Linked DNA regions of Mus musculus: regions 1 and 3 are each linked to region 2. The links are chromatin loops, found by intact Hi-C in ENCODE. Cell type or tissue: left cerebral cortex. All regions are shown on one strand. Region 1 has its middle 120 kb from the start of Gm27521. Region 2 has its middle 56 kb from the start of Cyp2j5. Region 3 has its middle 12 kb from the start of Gm34053.

What was found. Hi-C counts contacts between places; a loop is a spot of excess contacts. Peaks named below come from ENCODE experiments on the same cell type or tissue, not always from the same donor. Only the 100,000 strongest peaks of a DNase experiment are listed, where the experiment ranks them.
Region 1: it touches region 2 in a loop (2.7-fold over the local background); 2 of 42 quality-filtered maps call a loop at or near these places.
Region 3: it touches region 2 in a loop (8-fold over the local background); 3 of 42 quality-filtered maps call a loop at or near these places.

The regions. Positions count from the first base shown.
Region 1 is chr4:97,035,749-97,040,748 of GRCm38, forward strand. No RefSeq gene overlaps it. Among named protein-coding and RNA genes, the nearest start is that of Gm27521, 120 kb to the left of the region's middle. In left cerebral cortex, a CTCF peak has its summit at 2,087 (motif pointing right); a DNase peak (open chromatin) is centred at 2,101.
Region 2 is chr4:96,717,244-96,722,243 of GRCm38, forward strand. No RefSeq gene overlaps it. Among named protein-coding and RNA genes, the nearest start is that of Cyp2j5, 56 kb to the left of the region's middle. In left cerebral cortex, a CTCF peak has its summit at 2,195; DNase peaks (open chromatin) are centred at 1,467, 2,089 and 2,499; H3K27ac peaks cover 1,310 bases.
Region 3 is chr4:96,796,788-96,801,787 of GRCm38, forward strand. No RefSeq gene overlaps it. Among named protein-coding and RNA genes, the nearest start is that of Gm34053, 12 kb to the left of the region's middle. In left cerebral cortex, a CTCF peak has its summit at 2,787 (motif pointing right); DNase peaks (open chromatin) are centred at 980, 2,780 and 3,097.

The DNA of each region.
Region 1 (5,000 bases), 320 kb after region 2:
GAAGGAAGGAAGGAAGGAAGGAAAAGAAAGAAAGAAAGAAAGAAAGAAAGAAAGAAAGAAAGAAAGAAAGAAAATAAGGAAGGAAGGAAGGAAAAAGGAAGGAATGAAGGAAGAAAGGAAGAAAGAAAGAGAGAGAGAGAGAGAAAGAAAGAAAGAAAGAAAGAAAGAAAGAAAGAAAGAAAGAAAGAAAGAAAGAAAGAGAGAAAGAAAGAAAGAAAAATACATCTTCAGGTCCCCACTCTCACATTACTGTGAGCCCTAGCCACAGATAGCACACAAAGTAAAAATCCTCTGTTTTGGCTTCTTTTTTACTGCCTGAAGCTCTTGACACCTATCCATCACTGGCTCTGGCCACTCAGCTTTGATCCATGTGGTCATAAGCTTCTTGGATTCCTTGCTCCTTCAGTCTCATGGTCATACCATATTTTGCATAGGTGGGTATTCAATAATCATTTGGCTAACTGTATTGAAAGGAATGGAGTTTAATGAATAATATTTATATAATTTATATGGGAAAGGGATTTAAACAAAACAAAATAAGGGTATTACCCAGAATACCCAGTCACTTATGGTCTACAATGGTAGTAAGAAGGTAACATTGAAGTTCTTATCTGGGAAAAACTAATGGGCTAAGAAGAATAAAGACATATACATGATGTGCATGCATCATGTACACATAAATATATATGAATAAGATGGATTGCTTGATGAATACAGTTGCACTGAGTCAATTGTATAAGCGCTTTTGCATACGAAAAAAGTAAAATAGTAGGAACAGACTTTCAGTAAAACAAATATGTGTTAGTCCACAGCATATAATTGTTCCATCATGTAATCCAGGCATACTTAATCTGGTTCTTACAAAGTTCTCACATGCTCTCCAACAATAGGGTTTTTTTTTTTCTAGCACAATGAGAAACATGTGATGATCTCACTGTTTTCTGTCTATGATCTCCACATCTCCACCCTGAGCTCCATGCAGCCCAGGCTTTTTTCCTCAGCTGGCAGGCACAAACCCCAGATGCCAGGCTGTAGAGGATATGTATTTGCTGCATCTGGTTTCTTAGCAGATTCGACAAGCCTCTGTGCTGGCAGCTGAAGAAATGCCTTTGGGCTGATCACATGGTGAAAACTCCCAACTGGCTGGAACAATCAGCAACTGTGATTCAGCTGGACACTGGACGGTTGATTTTGCCCATCCTCTGATGTCTTGGATAAGTGATTAGTGGCTTTTGTCTTGAAAAGTATGCTCCCAAATGACAGTCCAGACCAAGAACTAGCCTGTACTCTCACCTCTTATAATCTTATAAGTTGTACACAACTGAATTTTGTTTCCTTCATCAATGAGAATTTTCCCAGAAACATGGACTACAGAATGTCTTTCACATAGGATGCCTGTCACAGCAGCACTTTACATTTGGAAGGAAAATTAAGTCAGTTAGTAAAGCTCCCTAAATTTTCTGATGAAAAAAAAAAAAAGCAGGCTTTGAAAAGGGAGAGGATTTTGATCAGATACATAGAAAGCAGAACAAAGCAAAGCCCACTGGCACGAATGCTGCAAATGAGCACATATAGAATGAAAGATGAAGAGCAGAAAAAAATTGCACCTGAGGATGAAAAACCACAGCCAAGTGGTTTTGTGTATTCTCTGTATCAGGAGAGGCACCCTGTGGACAAGAAGACAAGTAAAACAAATATCCTGTGCAAGTTACACTAATGGGGGCCACCTATTCTCAAGGCCTGAACTCTTACAATATAAAATTCTGTAATTCCACTCAGAATTTATTAATATGTGACAGTTTAAATAAGATAATCCATTCTGTATGCAACAAGATTATGGATTTTAGAAACAAATGTTGAGAGCTTGTCATATTAACACATACCGTGCTTTATAAGGAGTGGTTATCATAACTTAGAAGGTGAAATTGCCAATAAAGCAGGAGTGTAAGAGCAGGGTCACAGAGTGAGTTTTCTGACTGTGTTCCTGGTGGGAATCATGTAATCAGCCAGGGAGGATGTCCTGACACACATAAGTGCATCCACAGCTGCCACAATTGTACCAATTCCCTCAGCTGCAGTGAACAGCCATTTCCAGCAGGGGACATCCACAGCTCAGACAAGAGAATCTTGTCCAGCCCAGAAATGATGAATGGAGATGATCCAGCACTTAGATATGAGCCAAAAACCAGCCAGGACGACACTCATCCCATAGAAACCAAAGTTCTGGAAAGAAGACCTTCCAGAACTCTTGAACTGTGAGCAGCTACGAATGCCAGTAAATCTGAGTTTCTCTTACTTTATTTACAAGCTGAGGCTGGACAAAGACATTGAACCTTGCTAAAGGAGTGGGAATGGGGGTATGACACATTCTCTTGAGCCTGTGACAGATCAAGGTAACCAGGTGCCAGAGACTCACAGTTATGGCACAGCCATGCTGGCAAGACTGTGTGGCTTGGAATTTTCTTTGGCTGCTATCTGGATCCCAGGCTTTGTTTATTATCTGCTCAGGAGCCAGAAAGAAGATGGCTACACATTAGATTTGTCCTTATGACAGTAGTAGGCTACCACATATCTAATAACCATCTCTGGGGGGGGGTGTACATGTGGTTACATAACTAGATTTATATTTTACTCTGATATGTAGATTCAATTTACCCACCCTGTGAAGTAGGCAAGTTTATGGTATAATTCTCACACTTCAGTCATTTTTGCTAAATTCTTGTCATTCTGACCAACTTAGTGCTGCAACTCAAGCCTAATGTGACATAATCAGTGTATGTGTTTGCTTCCTATCGGGATCAGCAAAGAACATTGCAATGAGGATGGCAGTGTTAGGAATGTTTGAAGGTGTTTTTATTTATATTATCAAGGAATGATAAAGTAAATCAATAGAAATGTACACTCAAACTTCCTTTATTAATTCCATGGGACAGATCATTGCTGAAGCCTTCTACAGTCTTTGAATACTGAAAATATTCATAAATATATGAAATTTTTGATGATGTATCCTGTATATAGTTTAATCTTTGATGACACCATGTAGTCTTATCAAATATCTAATTCAAATGCAAAAAGTGAATCAATTTCTTACTTACAGTTTCTGTCAGGCTCAAAAGTATAAATACTTCCTCTAGGGAAGGCTTCATAAAAGAAGGTCAGGGCACTGAAAACAGAGTAGGAAAGAGATACAACTTACCAAACGATTCTATAATGTTTCTAGCATATTTTAAACATAATCCTCCAGGAGTATAATAATAAACATGATAACAAAAATAATTAAGAACTGGTGAATTCTCAATGATCAATGTTTTATTAAAATATAGGGATTTCTCTCTATCCTATATAATCATTTAAAAGTGTATAGAAGCCTGCACAATATCCAGCATGATAAACACAATTACAATGCAAGGAGAAGTCCAATGGTCAGATAGAAATTTTTAAAAAGGGTTGGGAGCCTCCAACCTCAGAGAGTTACTGAGGAAAATACTACATGAAAGCTACTGTGCTTTACATGGAATCAGCCATACACCTCTCCCTATAGCCTGAACGTATGCTTCACTACATCGCAGGGCAGTCTCGAACAGAGGAGAGGCTGAGGCTGAAAGAAGCAAAGGGACTCATTCAAGTTCAGTCAGCTGATCTGGGCTAAGAAGATTGCCTGGCTTTAAACACTGCAACAAATAAGGCAACCACCACTCAAGAGTGTTGCATGGGAGGGGGCAGCAGAATTTATAAATATAGGTGATGCACAAGGATGCCTGTGAAGGAAAGTGATGGCTGGACCTGAGAATTTGAACAAATGCATTGCTTTTATGATTTACTTCATTAATGATTGTGGATCTTTGGACACTGTGACATGTGCTCCTCTGAATATCAAAGTCGAGGTCCTGGTGACAGACATTTCAGCTGAAGAGAACAGTGCCATGGTATTTTACTGAATCCTAGCTACTAGTGGTACCACAGTTAACAAGGACTGATACGATAAGATAGATTAGCTGCTTTTTCTAGTTATCACTCCCTCTGGTCCTATCTCTACATTCCTTTCCCCAGAAGATAAGGGGAAATTCCCAAATAAGAACATGAGTATGCAAATACCAAATTATGTTCCTCTCAAGTTAAAAATGCAAGGCCAAAGTATAAGAACTGAGTTAGTACATGCATTTCTAGACTGCATGAAACTTCTACCACCAAGAATACTGGCAAGCTGAAGAGGAACCTACTAAAGGTGAATTTGTATTCCTATGAAAAACATATTTTCTGACTACCAATGCTACAAGTATCACAAATATGTACAAGGAAGCAGAGATATTGTTCAGTTATGGAATGAACGCATGAAGCCCCAAGTTCAACCCTCCATACTGCAAAATAACAAGGAACAATAAAAAAGCCAAACAAGAGCCTGGTGTGGTGGCACACGCCTTTAATGCCATGAGTTCCAGGACAGCCAGGGCTATACAGAGAAACCCTGTCTCGAAAAAAACAAAACAAAACAAAATAAAACAAAACAAAACAAACAAAACAAAACAAAACAAAACAAAACAAAACAAAACAAAAAAGCCAACAAATAAATGATCCTAGATGGGTTTTATGTTTAAGAGCTCAGAGACACCCAGAATGGACATCACATTATTAGTGTGGCCTGCCGATAATGTGCAGAACAGTGTACTCAATACAACATATCAAAAAAAATCAATGTTTGCTCCTGTTTTCAATAGTTTTGAGTATTTCAATTCCTTTTAGGGCACTGGAGATTGGGTGGCAAACCTTTCTAGGGCTTAGATAGGAGTAACATAGCAAATGAAAGTTTATTAGGAAGCCAGGAGCCTGACTGTCTTACCTCCATATATATATGTATATATATATATATATATATGTATATATATATATATATACTTAGAGAAGTTTGTAAACTATAAGCTACTTTGAAGAGTCTTATATGTGTGCTGTTTCCTATTGTATACGTAGATCTCAAAGCAGTTAGTGGAATATATAGAGCACCA
Region 2 (5,000 bases):
AAATTCTAGTGGACCTAATTTTGTAAAATCATAGTACTGGATTTAAAATGAGGTGTGTGTTTGTGTGTGTGTGTGTCTGTGTGTGGGTCTGTGTATATGTGTTTGTGCAAATGCATATATATATATGTGTATATATATATATATATATATATATATATATATATATATATATATGTATAATAGAAGCCAAAAATTTGAAACAGAATTGTGAGGGGCATGATTAATATCAACCCATTATTTGTAGGTGATTTCAGTGCCCAATTTTCTTTAATAGACAGGTCATCTGAGCAATTAATGAACAAAAATTGTTTAATAAAGGACAATATCTTCTAGACATGGTGGAGAAGTTGCACCAAAAAATAATCTCAACAACTAGTATAATTGCTTAAATAAGACCTGCATAAATGACCACACCAGTCAGCATGGATGAACATTTAAAGAACTACAAGCAGTCAGTGACTGCTGAGAGAGAATAACTTCTCTCTCTCTCTCTCTCTCTCTCTCTCTCTCTCTCTCTCATATACTTATCTTTAATCTTATTTTTTAAGTCTAGTCATTATCCTCCTCCTGGTCTGTCCTCGAACAATTCCTCATCTTATTCCTCTTCCCACCTGTCTCCAAGAGGATCACCCCACCCTACCCCACATCCTACCCATCTAGGCCTCCCCACTCCCTGGGGCCTCAAGTGTTTTGAGGGTTAGGTGCATCTTCTCTCACTGAGGCCAGACCAGGCAAGTTATCCAATCTCAAATTGTCAGCCCTAAGCACATGTAATAGAAGCAATACTAAATTGAATCAGTTTGTAGTGGGGGTGTGTGAATGCACATGTATGCATGAATGTATGTATGTATGTATGTATGTATATATGTATGTAAGTTTATATGAATGCTTATATAGCAGTAGAGGCCAATAATTAGAAAGGGATTGAGGGGCATGAGAAGATTTGTAGGGGAAGGAGAGAGTGATGGAAAGGATATAAAAATTATTCATATATGAAATTCTCATTTTTTTAAAAAAAGATATAATAGAAGCCCTGGTAACCTAATGCATTGATTTATATATGACTTTCTCTAGCTCCCTTTGCATTTTGACCCTCCCTCCTGAACTTGAGTCAACACTGTAGGAGAGAAGCAAGATTCCCATTTTCCTTCCCCCTATCCCTTCTTCTTTTCTGCCAATAAAGGACAGGCACAGGGAGCAGAGTCATCAATCTACATTCTCAATGTCCACAGGGAAAAGAGAGATGGATTTTGGAAGAACAAATTGGACTTGTCTGAGAGAACACATAGTGAAGAGTCACATCTCAGAAGGTGTCCAAGCCCAAGGAAGCCCAAGGAATCTCTGCTTAGAGCTGGCTCCTTGAAAGCAGAAAATGAGCTTCAGTTATAATCTTCTGGGGATTGGCTAACTAACCAGAACTTTGGAATTCTGATGAGACAGATTCTCAGTCTAAATCTCCCTTTGCAAGAACAGAAAACTGTGTGGGATAGTAGTGTGTGGGCTTTAGGGATTGGTACCAAGTGCCAATTGCTCTTTACAAGATAAATCTCCCTTGGCCTTTGTCAGAGCTCAATCTGCCTATGAATTTTCCTGGACTCTATCCTCAGAAGCACCATCTGCTAGTGATTGTCCTACCATCTGACCACTTACCCTTTGTCAATTGCCCTCTTCTGGGCAACCCCACTACCAGTTGGAGTCTACCCATTGTCCATTTTGGAAAAACTGAGTCTGAAGAGCAACAAAACAGAAGGGGGAGAGGGAAACAATGCACTGTGTAAAGATCCAAGGCCAAGATGTGATGTGGGAAGGCCTGGAGTCTTTGCTCAGAACCTGGGGCGGGAGCATGTGGCCAAGCCAGAGCCATATTGTGTCCCAGGCAGCCTGATGGCTCCACAAATAATATTGATGCCTTTTGTTTGGAAACTTTTGAGGCAGCTTCCCACTTTCCAACAAGCCGTGGTAAATGCTGGGCCCTCCCCAAACCACTTTGCCTTTTGCATGGTTTCTGGCCAACTGCGCAGGCAGATGAGGCCCCTCAATGCTAATGAGGGAAAGGGCTGGCATTCCTGAGTCACCCAGCTCTGGGAAGCTCGCCTTTGTTGCTAAGGAGCATTGGAACTGTAGCTGAAAGGCTCATAAAGACAGAGAGGAGAGGGAGAAAAGAAAAGCACACACTTGTTTCCAGAACTTCACAGTTCCCTAGATGGCACCAAAGCTCTCCAGTTTCTGATCCCAATTAGAGTATCACCCCCATCTTTATTGTTCCTCTTAATGATCTTGGGAAATTCTTCAAGTTAGAAAACACTTAGCAAACTTTGGACTATTTTATCACTTTAGTTATGCTTTTGTGTCTGTGAACATACCACCTCCAGGTGGCTGAGAATGCCTTGTTACTGGCTCAGAGGGGTATGGAGCTGAGAGAAAGCAGCTGGGGTTTGCTAATGTTCATGTGTGGGCTCCATTCAGTAGGTGTTCACCAGTGACCCACATGGTCAAGGATCTGGGCATTGGTGCTGATGACAAAGTAGAAGAGGCTATGTTGGATTTGCTGCCAGTCTTGCTGGACAATGAGGCCATTCATACAGGGGTGTTGTACTAGTTGTTTGCTGCCAGTGTGGCCTACATAGCATTGCTGGACTTGGAATTTACACAACAGTTTTTCACTCCTGGCTTAGTCACTCTCACTAGGCCTGTTGGAACCAAAGTGATTTCAGTAGTACCCTGAGCTTCAGTTTTTTCAACAGTAGAATGGGCATAGTAATGCCAACCTATTTTGTAAAGTAAGAGAAGCAATTACAGGTGGGAGGATAATGTAAAAGGCAGTTTCTGCTGACCAGGAAAGCACTCTGAAAATGATCCAAACGCTAGTTTCAATATCTGGAAAAAAACTAATAATTAGGCCTGTTGTGAAGGGAAGAATTGTATAAAAATAGAGGATACTTGTTTCCTCTGTGGTACTTCTCTGTGGCATTCAAGATACACTGCTAAGCCATTGATGCAATATCTCATTTAATATGAATGGAATGGTGTTGCTCTACTAAAAAAGTGAGTTGCTCAAGGCTATATGGTATGAGAGAGTCTGATCCAGCTGAGAAAATGCCTCTATCCTTTATTCTCTTCATCTTTAAAGATGAAGTTTGTGATCCTTGGAAAGTTACTCTCTCTCTCTCTCTCTCTCTCTCTCTCTCTCTCTCTCTCTCTCTCTCTCTCTCTCTCTTACACACACACACACACACCACTGTATCATCTCTAAAAAGCTTACTGCATACTGTCACCCACTTAGGAAGGTCCTACTGCAGGAAGCTTATCAACCAACAGACACTGGTCTTTATTTCTCTATCTTTATTAGAATTCCACAGTGACACATAATGAGTATTCAATAAGCCACTATCTGAAAATAATAAAAAACAACAAATGCCACAATGACATTTTGAAGTGTAATGACATCATAGCATATTACTATTTATGTCAATTTGTTGGCTTCATAGCAGACCTCCTATAACCTCTACTGTCACATTGTTACCTTAATAAATAATCTTCTCTATGGATTTAAATTTTATTTCCTTAATTTTTACTCATATAAAAGTAATGAGTATACTCTCATGATATATATACAAGCAGACAGATAAGCATACAGACAACCTCCAAACCAAGATTCCCTTCTTGCCTAAATTCTAACCGTGCTGTGACCATGTAGTCTGACTTTATGAAGCATGACCCTAATTCAGAAACTTCACCCCTGCCTCTGAGGCCTCTTTGTGATTGTCCATGTATTCACCCCCTGCTTTGTTGACCATTGGTTATAAGTTCCCATTTCCCCTTGTCATTTGGAATTTGGGCCCAAGACCTTTCCTCTAAGGCATAAATCCCTGAAAGTAGTCCCTATGATACCATCATAGTTATAAATAAAGACTGTTTTATTGTTCTTTTAAAAAATGTATATTTTATTAATTCTTTGAGAATTTTATACAACATATTTTGATCATATTTGCCACAATTCTTTCTGTAATTCCTCACTGATCCATCTTTCCCCCATACTCTCCCACTTTTTTCTCCCTTTATTTCAAAACAAGTAATACAAAGACACACATACACACATGTACAAGTATATACACACATACACACTACACATATAGACACACATACATGCACTCACACAAACACACAAACATGCACACCACAAACACACACATGCATGTACACACATACATACTCATACACACAAACATGCACACCATGAACACACACATGCATATACACACATACATAATCATACACACAGACAAACATACACACATATATACAAACACATACATAATCATACACACAGACAAACACACACATACATACAAACAAATACACATACACACACACACACACACACACACACACACACACAATCTTGGGGTAAAGCTGTGAATGATTCAAAAGAAATTGTTACTTGGACCTAGAAGAACAAAATATATCTCAAAACTTGTTTCCATGTGGTAATGGCCTGATTCTCCGGTTTGTTTTTTTTGTTTGTTTGTTTGTTTGTTTTGTTGTTTTGTTTTGTTTTAGGTTTCCTTAGAGTTTGTCTCCAGCATGCAAAGAGTTGTAAAACTGGCATCGCTTCCAGTGTTTATCACACTCTTACAAAGAAGTTCAATTACTTCCTTCTTATAGATAAAGAAACTGAAGTTCAGGGAGATTAAGCCACTGCCAAATCTACTGAATAGTGAATGGATTTTAGCTGTCTTAGAGCCTGTTCCTTTTCTATTCTTGGTGTAATATGGATGGTGAGTATAGAAAGCAGGTTATGATCTGGTCATGGTTCTTGTCCCTAAAGAAATATCCGTTCAGCCAAAACACATGGAAACACTGGTTACAGACACAAAGCTCTGGGGATACCTGTTACAATGCAGTGTCTGTAAATAAGCCCTGTCTATTACATCTGCTGGTAACTAAGACCACTGGATCAAGCACCCGACTGGATATTGGAGAGAAAAGCCTAAACAAGG
Region 3 (5,000 bases), 80 kb after region 2:
GCCAGTTGCTAGTACATGCAAAGAAAATATACCTTGTCTAGTTCAGAAGAAGTGGAAGAGGCGATTAGAGTGTGATTATAACCTGAGATTTACATATACCTTCAGAACTAAACTGACATGTAACACTTAGGGTATTAATTCAGAAGAGGGTTTATTTTTTTTCCTCCGTGGGTGGAGAAAAGTTGCAGAAGGAAAAGAACAAAGTTGCTTTGTATGACTGGGACTAAAGCTAAAGTAAGAAAAAATTGTTTATTTAAAATCTCAGTCTCAGGCACCCTACTCTATATATTGCTGGGGAGTAATTATGGAAAATATGTCCGAGTCTGTGAAATACAGTAACACATGAAACACTTGCTTAGACAGCAGGTGATTGTCACTCAACAGAGAAGTGATGGGAGATCGTCTACATTGGCATGAACCCTAGTGTGGCTTCCATGCTCTGAAGGTCAAAAGAAAGGCAGCTCTATGGTCATCTCCCAAGAGAGATGTACTTTAAGCTCTTTGGACAACAGCATCCTTAAGAGGTAACTAATATTCTCCTTGATAGCCTGCTCATCTGAGACTGGCAAGACAGTACTATCCTCAAGATTTTTTTCTTGATATTCTCAAGAGAGAAAAATAAAATCTACAAAATTAGAGAAGTGATATCTTGGTGAGAATGAGCCAGATACACAGTGGGATATTTTGGGATATATAAGATGAAATGTCTTTACTATCAGATGCATCAATTCTCATTAAGGTTCTGCTAAGAAAGCCCTCAGAAACTGGGTAAAGAAGGAAATAAAGATGCATAGTTGTCTCTGTTGTCTGGGTGAGTCCTTTTTATTTCCGTTAAGACAGTACTGGCATTCTTCATTTTAATGGACTGTCCAGAGGACTGCAGGCCATTTAGAATTCCTAGCACCTAGGAACTAGCATGCAGAAGTGTGAAGCATTTGTTGTAGTATTTCAAATACTGATCAAAGGACTCTCACTGAGTATTGCTGTGTTGGCTGAGGGCCAATGTTTCTATGGGGACTCATGTAGCTTCTGCATAACAGACCTTTTCTATTTGTGTGCCCAGCACATGTGACTGAGTGTTTCTTTTTCTTTGGTGCTTAGTGCCCTTGGCATCTCCCAGGCAGGAGACCCACTTAACAACCCTATTATTCTTGCTAGGACAATCAGACTCCCTAAGATAATTTCTGTATTCACTTGAGTGATTGGACTTTGCTCTTTAATACCACCAATGTCTTGGTCCCTGCTCAATAAATAATAAAGATCACATTTCTGATCTTCCTAAAACTGAGTTCATGCCAGGGGTATGGTCAAGTCTAAAGAACAGACTTCTTTGAGATTTGGTTTTAGTGAACAGCTTCTTAGCTCAGAGAAGCAAGAATTTGCAGAATAAAATACCAAAGGTAGGTGTTTTCTTTAAGATTGTGCCATTGTCCCCTCGTCCAGACAAGGTCAGATATGTGTTCAATATGGATATTACTTTTCATGTTACTGTGAAAAAAAAAAAGCCAAACTGAAGCAACTTAAGGGAAGAAGAAAGGTTTTATTTTGGCTATCAGTTTGAGGATAGTATCTTCTATGATACACATAGTGTCATGGCCACAAGAGTTGAGGCAGATGGCCCCATTTCATCAGCAGCCTGGAAAGAGATGTGAATGCAGGTCATAGTGGTGTTTTGCCTTGTTATTCAGTGCAGATGTCTAGCCTCTCATCTCAAATAGCTGACACTAGAAACTCCCTCATAGAAATGTCCATCAGTTTATCTGTAATGTGATTGTAGATTCTCTTATATGGACAGTCAATGCCACATATCCTTATCATACCACATATCCTTATAAGCATTAAGTGCTCTCTCCCGCTGGGGGACTATGACTATGCCGTGGGTAGAAAAGGATATGAGAGTGGGACAGTTTTTCTCCACAATGTGACAAACAAGTATAGGCTAAAGACAAAAACTGTTGCCCCTTTAATGCATTGTATATGGCTTCATTGACTGTCATAATTGATTATTTTCTATTTTATCATAAACTTAAGTCAAGTGATCTTGGAAAAATGGGGATCTTACCTAGGCTATCCTGTTGGTACATTGCAGAGCCTAAATTTGAACTCGACTTGGCTTCAGTCTAAGTGCATTGTGTATATTACTGCATATAAGTATTCTTGTATATTTCCTTATGTATACATATGCATACATATAGGTATGAATATTTGATATATTACATATAAATATTAATATATGTCCATGAATGAATATAGACACCTAGATGGAGCATTTAGTTTTCATTTTCCTCCAAGTTTTGTCTCTTTGCATTGGAGATTCAGATAACATCACATCACAAACTCTTTAATAAGATATCAGGTGCTTAATTCCAAATACACATTTCATGTACCATTTAACATTTGTTTATATTATATTAACAGGGATGCCCTAGCAATGTTCCACAAACCATGTGGCATAAACAAAAATTTTTGTTTCAGTTTTTGAATCTTGAAGTCAAAATTCAAGGTATGGATTTGATTTTTCATTCTGCATCCTACACATAGACACATTCTCATTGTGTGCTCACGTTCCTGGAGTATCTCAGTTTAAACACTCTTTTCTTAAAGAGCAGCAGTCATAATGGATGAGAATGTACTTGGTGTCCTCACATTGGCTTAGCTCTCCTTCTTAATTCCTCTCACCTGCATAGCCAGATTTTGTGAATAGGGTTTTGCTTCTTACAATTAAAAATCAAAACACCCTCTGCTTAAACCAGCAGCAACGATGCTGCCAATTCTAATCTAGACCACTTGGTGGCAGTAAAGCAGAAATGTCTGCAGACAAAGTAGAAACCCCTTCAGAACTGTAATACATTTTATAGACCAAGACAACTGCAGTTGTAAAACATTATCGTGTATCAATAGGCATATTTTCTGATCAAATCTTTATAAGGCTCAAATAGGCTCATAAATACTGAGCTCTCTGGTTTGGCTTACTCATGTTTCATGCTTCCGTTTAAGATATTTTGGAGGGGTGGAAATCTAGCAAATGGTTGAAATATCAAAGCAATATGCCACTGCCAATTTGTTTTCCTGCAATCGAGGGAAAATATATGTGCCTCGATTAGAAACACGACCCAAACAAGAAGAATCTGCCACATTCAAAACTGAGCTCATTTCACATGCAAAGCACAGCCCAGGCTGGAGTAAACCAAGAGCTAAATCGTTTGCTACTTGATTTTTGTAAGTAAGCTCCAATTTCTATTTCCACAGGGTATCATTATGCAGTGGATTTTCTTTCATAAATAGTTATTGCCTGATGATAAAATCAGCCTTGATGATAAACACTTAAAATCACATGGCAAAGGGTGTCAGCAAAGCAAGCTTTCCTCAAAACCTTAGTCATGTGTTCTTGTTCGAAAGAAGACTAGACAAATGTGCAGTATGTACACAATGGAGTTTTATTCAGCTATGAAAAAAAAGAATGAAACCACCTTATTTCCACACAAATGGATCAAACTAGTGATCATTGTGTTAAATGAAATAAGCCTGACACAGACAGGCAGGCATCATATTTTCTTTCATATGCAGAATCTAAATTAAAAAAAAAAAAAGGAGGGCCGGGCTTGGTGGCCACGCCTTTAATCCCAGCACTCGGGAGGCAGAGGCAGGTGGATTTCTGAGTTCGAGGCCAGCCTGGTCTACAAAGTGAGTTCCAGGACAGTCAGGGCTACACAGAGAAACCCTGTCTCAAAAACAAAACAAAACAAAACAAAACAAAACAAAACAAAACAAAACAAAACAAACAAGAAAACTGACATGAAAGAAGAAAAGAGACCACATGGGAAATGGAAGGATACCGGTGGAAGGGAAGAGGTAATGAGAAGGGTATGAACAAAGGATATAATGTCCATCTATGAAAGTAGCATGATGAAACTATGTCTTAGGCAATTAAAAATTAAGAAGAAAAGAAAAAAGAAGAAGACTGTGTTGGTTTATGACTGCCCCAACACATCAACGCTGCGACAGAGACCTGGGGATTCAGTGACCTGCCAAGAAATATATACCACTGTTGAGTGGGCTGCCAGCTGGTGAAGTCAGACTTCCCACTAAACGGTGTTCGGCTGTGGAATCTATTCATTTGGACCCATTCACCACTCACTGCCTCTGGAGCTGGTGAGTGGCCAAGCCTGCTCTGCTCTTATTTTGGGCTTGTGCACAGTGGTCATCTTCGAAAAAGACTATGCTTCAGAGAAAGCTCTATCCACACTGTGTGAGCTGCTTGTGTTCCATTCGTACCTTCAGCACATGGGGGCTACTTACATTATCCTAGCAGCTGAGGATTTTGTGCCCTGCAGTCAGTTCCCTAGATTTGGCCCAGGCTTGTCTTTTACCTTCGATTGATCTGTTGTTTTTATGTGGTCCTCTGACTTCTCAACCTGGCAAAAGTTTGTTGAGTCTAGGTTGAATGGAGCCTCCTGCATGTTACCATAATGCCTTGTCTAGGTACTTTCCCAATGAAGGATCAGTCCTTTGCTTTTCATTATGCTCAGGCCAGAAAATAAACCTGCTATATTACTGGGTGTTACACAAATGACCCTTAATTAACCTCTGTGATAGGAGAGAATGATCCTATCTCTTCCCTTCACAGAGTGCTTCTCATTTTAAATAGGGTAAATTTATTCAAGAAGCATAAATAACATGCAGTATATAATATTTGAGGCAAATTATGTTATATACTTGTACTTATTTTTAAGAACTATCCTCTTAATATATGCATGCATATATTATAATTATGTATATTAGCTATGCATTTTTACCTTTAAGATATATACACATAATTGTTTATTTTGCATTAATAATAATTACAAACATCCTGCTATGTACCAGGTGATATATAAGGTCTTTTTACATATTTGGCATGACTTAAAAATCTTTAATACAAGCTATTCTAATAATATAGAAAAATTAACTGCATTTCCATACAGTTCACTCCCATGCATATTTCTCGTAGAATCCATTGT